2 separate regions of the Homo sapiens genome follow, and region 1 is linked to region 2. A link is a contact called in ENCODE Hi-C or POLR2A ChIA-PET data. All regions are on one chromosome and are shown on one strand. Each heading gives the region's core, a stretch centred on a gene start or an enhancer-like site at or near the end of the contact. The rest is flanking DNA. Distances are from core to core; before and after follow the strand shown.

What was found. Hi-C counts contacts between places; a loop is a spot of excess contacts on that map. ChIA-PET counts read pairs that join two places held with the same protein, here RNA polymerase II (POLR2A). Pooled maps may share reads with other maps.
Region 1: a loop to region 2 is called in a pooled map, with 2.6 times the contacts of the local background. The contact joins two enhancer-like sites. A Hi-C loop is called at or near these places in 1 of 168 maps with a recorded cell type or tissue (PC-3), 9 of 37 single-sample maps with no recorded cell type and 6 of 50 pooled maps. POLR2A ChIA-PET finds 5 or more read pairs at or near these places in 3 of 52 experiments (GM12878, OCI-LY7 and PC-3).

The regions. Positions count from the first base shown.
Region 1 is chr1:59,568,267-59,572,468 of GRCh38, forward strand. All of the region lies in intron 8 of FGGY (FGGY carbohydrate kinase domain containing), which reads left to right. Among named protein-coding and RNA genes, the nearest start is that of MIR4711, 160 kb to the right of the region's middle. Within about 2 kb of position 2,390, at least 3 of the 41 ENCODE cell types and tissues checked have a DNase peak (open chromatin) inside an H3K27ac peak, as active enhancers do; they include PC-3, where a contact is called at or near this core.
Region 2 is chr1:59,432,200-59,436,677 of GRCh38, forward strand. The region is part of intron 5 of FGGY (FGGY carbohydrate kinase domain containing); the gene reads left to right. Among named protein-coding and RNA genes, the nearest start is that of FGGY, 140 kb to the left of the region's middle. Within about 2 kb of position 1,517, at least 5 of the 41 ENCODE cell types and tissues checked have a DNase peak (open chromatin) inside an H3K27ac peak, as active enhancers do; they include PC-3, where a contact is called at or near this core.

The DNA of each region.
Region 1 (4,202 bases), core at 1,140-3,639, 140 kb after region 2:
GTGGTAGACCTGTACTTGCTTTTCTTGAAAAGAGCCTGTGCTCTCTTATTCATCTGGCCTTTGGGCATGTTGTTTTCCCTGCCTGGAATGGCCACATCTCCCTCTGCCTGTTGAGTAGCATCATTACTAGAATCATCATTGCATATACTGAGGATTTACTATGTTGTTACTCCCAGCAAATTCTATGGTCGGGGGGGCGGGGGGGGGTGTTCTTATTGTATTACATCCCCCCAGTGTTTAGATGAGGAAACTGAAGCTTGGAGAGGTCACAGAGCTAGGAAGAGGTAGAGCTGAGGTTGAACCAAAAAGTATGGAGACAACAAACCTTGGGTTCTTAGTTACTACACTGTCCGTGTGTGCGTCTTCCCCAAAGGTCCAGTTCAGGTGTCACCTTCCTAAGGCCCTCTTCCCTTCCTCCACCACGTTTAATAGATTATGACTCCTCTGGGCCTTCACAGCTGTTTATGCATAGCTGTGGTGCACTGCTTCTCATTCTCTGTCTTTCCCATGAGCCTAAACTCCTTGAGTAGTTGGGGAAAAATGTCTACTTCAGTGTTCTATCTCTAGGGCATACAGTAGGTAGTCAACACATAGTTTATAATTAAGTTAGTTTAAAGTGATACGGTAACAGATAACAATTTGTATCATCATTAAAATAAATAGTAAACACCAAATCACAAGTTCAAGGATATAAAATTTGGATTTACAAAAGAAAAAAATACTCAGAAAAAAAAAGGCTGCTCATTTTTATGCATGGTATGTAAAGAAGAGGAATTTGGGGACAACAGTTCAAGAATGGGCAAGGAACACATTTATACTTAAAAATTATGACAGCTAGGATTTATTAAATACTTCACATGTGACAGTTTCTCTGCTAGGCATTCTGTGTATAAACTTTCTAATCCTCACAACAAATATGTAAGGCTAATTGTCGAATCCCTGAATGGACAAAAATTATAGCTATATAAGAAAGAGAAAGATATGGTAACCATGTCTTAGATCAGAATAAAAAGAACAAAAGGTAATGATCCTAATATATTCAGATTTAACATAAATTAAGCATCATTAGAGGACAGTCACATAAAATTGCACAATAGAATATATTTCCACATCTGAGAGATGATGGAATTGAGGTCAAAGAGATTACAGGCTAGTATGTGGTATTTTATACCCATTCCTTGAATTATGTTAACATGGTACCAGAAGTATATCTTGCTGTCCTCCTCAGAACTGGGTGCAGTTTTGAGCTCTGCTTTTGTAAAAAGCTGTTAGAACCTGAAAGAACCACATAACACAGCTGTAATATTCAAGAGAAAGTGGGTCCCACGAACAAAGATTGAGATTGTTCAGAGAAATGGGGTGGTTCTGATTGCTTAATAGAAACCTCACAGGTTGGCTCTATTATTTTCTTGTTTATGGAAGTTTTTGTGACCGTAAGAGCTAACTTTTCCTTGGTGCTTTAGAGTTTATTAAACGTCTTATGGAATTTGATGCTCAGAATAACTAAGTGAATCAGTCAGAGCAGATGTTTTCTTTTTTTCAAATGAGACTCAAAGAAATTAAGTGATTTGTTCAGTGTCCCACAGCTAATAAATGATAGGGCCAAGACTCAGATATGTATCTGAGCAGACCCCTGAGCCATGTCCACTGCAATCTTGCAATCCTTGGTTCATCTTCATTTACTCAAATTGAAGGATCCTGCGGCTGGTGAATGTCTGGTTCATTGCAGAAGAGTTCCTGGTTCCTTGTCTCTAATTTCCATTGTGACTGTGAATTCTCCATTGAGCTGCAAGCCAGTGACTGTCAATTAATGTGCACAAAATATACCTGGGTAACTGTTTTAAAAATGCAATTCCTCAGGCCCCTCTCCCACAGGGTCTGATTCTCTAAGTCTTGCTGGAAGGGATATATGAGAATCTGTAATTTTAACATGTGCCCAGGTGATTCTAATGGAAAACTTTCAAAAAAACTGCTTTAAGCTCTTTCAGAGTAGCAATTATATCTTTACTTCATTGTTTCCGTAGTGCCTAGCAGAGCACCTTGTACATAGACAGTACTCTAAATTTACACTTGATGAATATAAGAGTGAAGTAAATAAATGTAAAATTAATGTAAAATGAAGGAAAACAAGTTTGAGAATCAGTCAGTTCCTGCCAGATTTGGAGCACACTGAGGAATCCCTTTATCTCCATCCTTTCAAATAAAATATCTCTTGGTAGGTCTGGGTAAGACATACTGAGAAGTCATGACTTGGACAAAGTACCTGGTAGAATCTGCCAACAATTAGAGATTGTGGAATTCTTATTTTCTCATGGAAAGCAGGATGGAGTGAAACAGTGAGAGATCCTGTTTGTAGTTCTGTGCAGACAAACCCAGAAACCAGAACGCAGACACACCAGGACGCAACAGGAAACCACAAAGGCCTGAGATCTTTCAATGTAAATAGGAAGTCAGAGTTTACTTCCGAACCCACAGTGCCAAGCTGAAGTGCAGTGTTTAATCCAGCTCTCTACCCAGCCCTTCCTTGAGCCTGGGCACAGATGAAAGATGATGATGCCACCTGGGTAAAAGCATTCAAAAATGTTTGTTCTGATCAGGTCTTGGAGTGAGCTTCTTTTGTTTGTGCTAGTGAATAATTTGGGACACAGGTGCACTTTGCATTTGAAAGCGTTAATTGGTCTCCTTGGTTTTCCCTGCCATGATATTTGAAGCCACATCTTCCTCCACAAAGTAATTTTAATCCATATACATTCAAAAAGCACTTGTCATGGACAGCCGTCTTTCATATACCCCATCTGTGGACCCCTGGGTCCAGGTGCAGAGTAGTGGAACATTGGTGATGCTTAATATGTACTCTGTGTTCATTGCATTGACATCTGTAATCTCATTTGATTACTACTATTACACTGGGAAATAATTAATAGGATACGATCATCACCATTTTGAAATAAGGAAAATGTAGTCTGGTAGAAAACACATGGATGTTAAAGTTAGGCAGATCTGTGTTCATGTCCAAAAGACTTAAGCTTTCTTACCAGACTGCTTTATTTTATGTAGCCAGTTGTTTAGAGCATTCACTCTGTGCCAGGTACTGGAGAGAAAATGGTGAGCAGTAGACCTAGACTGTACAGTGTAGTGGAGGAGATGAATACTCAGCAAACAATTACAAAAATGTATAATTACAGACCTTGATAAGTGCTTTGCTTTCATACCCTGCTGGGGGAAGTATAAATTGGGCAGTCACTTTGGAAAACAGTGAGGCATTGTCTGATCAATTTGACTGTGCACATGCCCTGTACTCTACCAATTCCATTCCTAGGTAGGAAGCTGGAGAAACAATTGTACTTGTGTACCAGTAAGTGCCCAGAGACAAGTAAGTACAAGAGTATTCATAGCATTATTTTTTATAATAGCTACAAATTTGAATCAACTCAAATTTCATCAATAATAGCATGAATAACTAAGTTGTATTATATTCATACAGTGGTAGACATACTTAAAATGTAGGAACTACAGCTACATATGACAACATAGATGGATCAAACAATTTTAAGTGGAAGAAACAAGACATGAAAGAGATACATACAGAATTATTTCATTCATAGAAAATTCAAAAAGAAGCAAAAAAGACAATGTCTTTTAAAAAATGCCTACAAAAGCACTAAGCTTAGAAAAGACAAGCAAGGGAATAATTACCACAAATATCAGGACACTGGTGAATTAGATGGCTTGGAATTGCAGGTTGTTGAGGTTAAAAGATGCTTTCAGGAAGAGCTTGAGGGAACTAGCATTTGCTTCTGAAGGATACATGAGTACTTAACAGTTTTTTTAATGTTCACATAAGTTTTATACACTCCTCTGTATGTATGATATGTAAGTGCTAGAAAGCAGAGAAGCTATCAGAACATAGAGCCAAGTGCCATATAATTTGGGTGGTCTAGAAGGCAAGGCAGTGATGTTTGAGCTGGGAGATTTTGATTAGGTAACTAAGCAGAGAGCCTGACGGGGAGGGAGTAGGGTTGTGCATGGCAGTGGTCAAGAGAAAAAATTTGTTCAGAAAGAGAGTACAGAAGAATAAGCAGAAGGAAATTGGCAGCTTTGGTGTGGGGCAAGAGAGAAGAATGCTACAAGTAAAGGCTGGAGAAGCAAAAAGGGGTAGCATATGCTGGGCTTGTAAGCCTTCTGAGGGATTTTAGTCTTTT
Region 2 (4,478 bases), core at 267-2,766:
CACCCCTTCCCACATACCTTGCCCTATGTACCTCTTTGTCTGGCTGTTCATTTGTATTTGTATTCTTTATAATAAGCCAGTAAATTTAAGTAGAGTGTTTCCCTGAGTTTTGTGAGCCATTATAGCAAATTATCAAACCTGAAAAAAGGGGGTTATGGGAACCTCCAGTATGTAGCTGATCAGTCAGAAGTATGGAAGGCCTAGACTTTTGATTGGCATCTGAAATGGGAGCAGTCTTGGATTGAAGCCTTAACCTGTGTGATCTGCCCTTACTCCAGGTAGTTAGTTTAGAATTGAATTGTGGGACACCTGGTTGGTTTCTGAAGAGTTAGAGTATTGGTTAGTGTGGGAAAATCCCTCACACACGTGATGTAAAAATTGTCATGAGTATGCAGAAAAAAGTTTTTCCCCTTTAGTGGCAGTTTCCAGAGTTTGTAAATATCTCTGCTTCCCAATCTTTTGTGCCTCCTGTCTGTCTGGTACTCCACCTCTGTAGTAATGGCAGCAGCAGCAATTCTAGTAGTAGTCACAGTGGTGTTTCTCTAGTAGAAGCTGTAATAGTAGTAGGAAGAAGAGGTGTAGGAGTAGTATCAGTATCATAATTTCCCATTCCTAGTTTCAGAAGAGATTGAAAGGCTAAGTGACATGCCTGAGGTCACATAGTTAATAAGTAAACGGCAAAGCTATCGTTCTGACTGGGAGCTCTCTTACTTCAGAGCTCACCACTAGACTGTGGGTAGTTTTCAATCCAGTCACACTAAATGCCAGTTATTTCCTTACATGATTACCTCTCCCACAAGATTCAGAACTTCTTGAGGAAAAGGACATATCCAACTGACCTTTGTATCTGTAGAGCCTAGCTCCAAGGCTGGGCGTATCCATCAGTTTTAGACATTGAAATCAGGGTTTCTTAACCTTGGCACCATTGACATTTTGGGCCAGATAATTCTTTGTTGTGGGGCTGTCCCATTGTGCATGACAGGATGTGTGGCACCATCCCTGACTTCTACCCACTAGTTGCCAGTAGCACATATCCCCACCCGCAGCCAGATAAACCAAAAATATCTCCATGCATTGCCAGCTATCTGCTGGGAGACAAAATGTCCCTGATTAAGAACCACTGATTTAAATTAAATGAAGGCCAAGGAGCCTTGAGTAGTGTTCATATCCGAAAAGGGCATTTTCAGAATTGTTCAGGCTGCTGGATCTCTCAAAGATGATGATGTATTTTCCAGGCCTCATGTGTCTGGAGCACAGGTTGCCTGTGGTGGTGGCTGCAATGATCTCAGTGTGCCAGGCCTTCACGGGGAATACCAGAGAGGGTCCCTCTGGAGCAGCTCTTACTGGGTCATGGAGACCATCTGTCTGGCATGGTACCACCTGGCAAAATCTCTTTGCCTTAACCAAAAATATGCTTTTGTAAATTTCCTGGCAAAGCAGGGGCTGCATTCTGTTTCCTGATTTCTCTCTTTTATTTCCAGATGTGTCACTGGTGACACATAGAGCCCAATGAGAACTCTGTTGGAAACTCAAGTTTCTCATTCTTCGCCAGCTCCGTTGTCATGATTTTCCCACCGTCTAAGCCAGTGTAGGTTACGTTACCCACGTGCTGGTTAGTGCTTGGATGTCAGTTTTCCTTTTTAAATTCTAGATCTGTAGCATGCTTTAGGGAGGAAACTTTATGGCTTATTACACAAATGGAGTTAACCCTTCCCTGCTTTGCAGTGTTTTTGTTAGTGACAGAGACATGAATTCAAGATCTGCCATTTATTATTTGTTTCATTTTGGACAACATGCTTAGCTTCTTTGATCCTTGATTTGTTTACCTTCAAAACAGAGTAACCTACCTGTCCTGTCTACCTCCATGGGATTATTATTAAAACACAATAAGATAATCTGCTCAAAAGGCTTAAACTCCCTAGTATGATTTACTATCAGTATACCTTTTGCACCCAAGAAAACTCTACAGTATCATTGTTCATGGGCACCAAATTGTAAGTTCAGTTAAGGCAGACTTTGTGTCTTTTTCTGCCAGTTTCTAGGACCTAGAAGGTATTCAGTAAATATATGGTGAATGACAGTATGAAAAAAATTGGGAAGTCAGATTCTGTGGTTCATTGTACCAGTGGGGGCTGGAGGGAGGTAAGTGAATGGTTTGTGTGGCTTTGTGTCATTTGTATTTGTGACAGACATTCCAAGCAATAGCATTTTCAAGGGTTCACAAGTGAGTGCCTGCAGAGGCAGGACACACTTAACACTCTGGCAGATATGCGACAAGACAGGGTAGGGAGGGGCCCAAGGGAACTAGAGAGGGCATACCCAGCTGTCTTAGTCATTTTGGGCTGCTATTAAAAAATGCCATAGACTGGGTGGCTTATAAACAACGGAAATTATTTCTCACTGTTCTGGAGGCTAGGAAGTCCAAGATCCAGGCCCCAGTTTATTCCATGTCTGGTGAGGACTCACTTCCTGGTTCATAGGTAGCCATCTCCTCTGTGTCCTCAAAAGACGGGAGGAGTAAATGAGCTTTCTGGGATCCATTTTACAAGGGCCCTACTTCTTCATGACCTAATCACCTCCCAAAGCCCCCCCCACCTCCAAATACCATCACCTTGAGGATTAGGTTTCAACACAGGAATTTTGAGGGGGGGATACACACACTGTCTATATTGCCAACCTAAAGACATTCACAGTTACACATTTTGAAGTCTCTGCATCAGCTAAACAAAATATGTCTTTGGGCCAATTTAAGTCTTCAGACAAAAATTTACAACTCCTTATTGACAGAGTACCTAATATAAATACTGGGACAGATGCGGGGCAGATAAAGATGAGGTGCTCAGGATCCGGCAGCAGTGATAGACAGGAAATTAGTGAGACAATGAGAATATCCAAGATACATGGAGAGCTTAGCCCAGCACTGTCCAATGTCCTTTACAAATGACAACTTGTATTTAATCCTCACAACAGCCCAATGTGAGTTAGTGGATATTATGTCCCCTGTTTTATAATGAGGACCCTAAGGCACAAAGAGGTTGATATTTTGCCAGAGGCTTTGAAGCCAGTATCTGGGGAATAATAAAATGCAACGTGTATGTCCAATGACAAAGGAAACACAGAAGCCCCCTCTTAGATCTCACTACTTCTACTCCTGCCCCTCCAGCCCCTCCATTTGAAGATCCCTGAGGGATCTGAAAATGCAACTTTGATCGTGGCACAGACCAGTCCTGAGGTTGGTGCAGTGACATCCCCATGCCACAGAGGCCCTGTGCCTTCTGGACGCTGCCTCTCTTGCCAGCCTTGCCCGCCCCTCATGCTCTATGCTCCACTTCACTTGCCCAGACAGACAAGCACTTTGCCCCTTTGCAGCCACTCTCCCCTTTGCCTGTGTCTCCTTGTTATGCAGGGCCTTTCTTATTCCTCAGGCCTCAGATCAATGTCACCTCCTCAGAGTGGGCCTTTGCTGCCCACGCTGCCCAAAGATGGCCTACTGGGTCACTTTCTTCTTTGCCACTTGCTTATTTCCTTCCTCACGTGTGTGCCTGCGTGTGTGTGTGTGTGTGTGTGTGTGTGTGTGTGTGTGTGTGTATTTTCTGATGCCTCCACTTGACTGTAAGCTCCAGGAGTGCAAAGATTTTTGTCACGTTCACTGCTGCATCCCATTGCCTGAGACAGTGGCCAGCATGAAGGAGATACACGAGAAAGCAATGTGTGTGCACTGAGTGAGCGAGCACATGGGAGGAGCTGACTTCATGGGGCAGATTCAGTCAGAGAGACTGTGGCTGGCCTGGTGTCACATTGGTGAGAAGTGGCACAGTCGGGATTTGAACTGATCATGACAGCATCTCGCTTGAATCCCATCATTGCCTCCCTACCGCGCTCAGGTTGGACTCCCTGGTGTTTACCATGGACAATGAATCTTGATGTCTGGCCCCTGTAGCACTTCTAGCCTCTTCACCCTCAATTGTCTGCACATCCTCCCTTGCCCCTTTCTATCTGCACTGACTTCACCGTCCCTCAGTCACCCCACCTTCTTTCTTTCCCTGCTCTTCCTTATGTTCTCTTCCCACGGCAGGCACCCTCTGCCCTTCTGTTTCATGGGGCTGTCTCTTCATTGTCCCTGAAATTTGAACTTCAGTCCTCCTCCCCCCGCAAACTTCTTCCAAGCCCATGGACTAGACTAGAACCCCCTCAAGTGCCCCTCATTGCATTTATCATGGTTGTAACTCTATAGTTATTTTTGTAATTTATTGTCTTTTCTGGCTTTTCTGCCCATGGCCCCTACAACAACAGCATGTTCATCTCATTCTTCTTCTGCCCTGGCTCGTTAGGTAGGAGGTGCTTACATAAACGTTTGTCAAGGAAATGAATAAATGAATAAATAAATGAATAAATTGCTGGATGAATGAATGAGAGTAAGTGAATGAAGAGTTCCTGAATTTGCTTTTATGCCACCTCCCTTCTCTGGGAAATTTCAC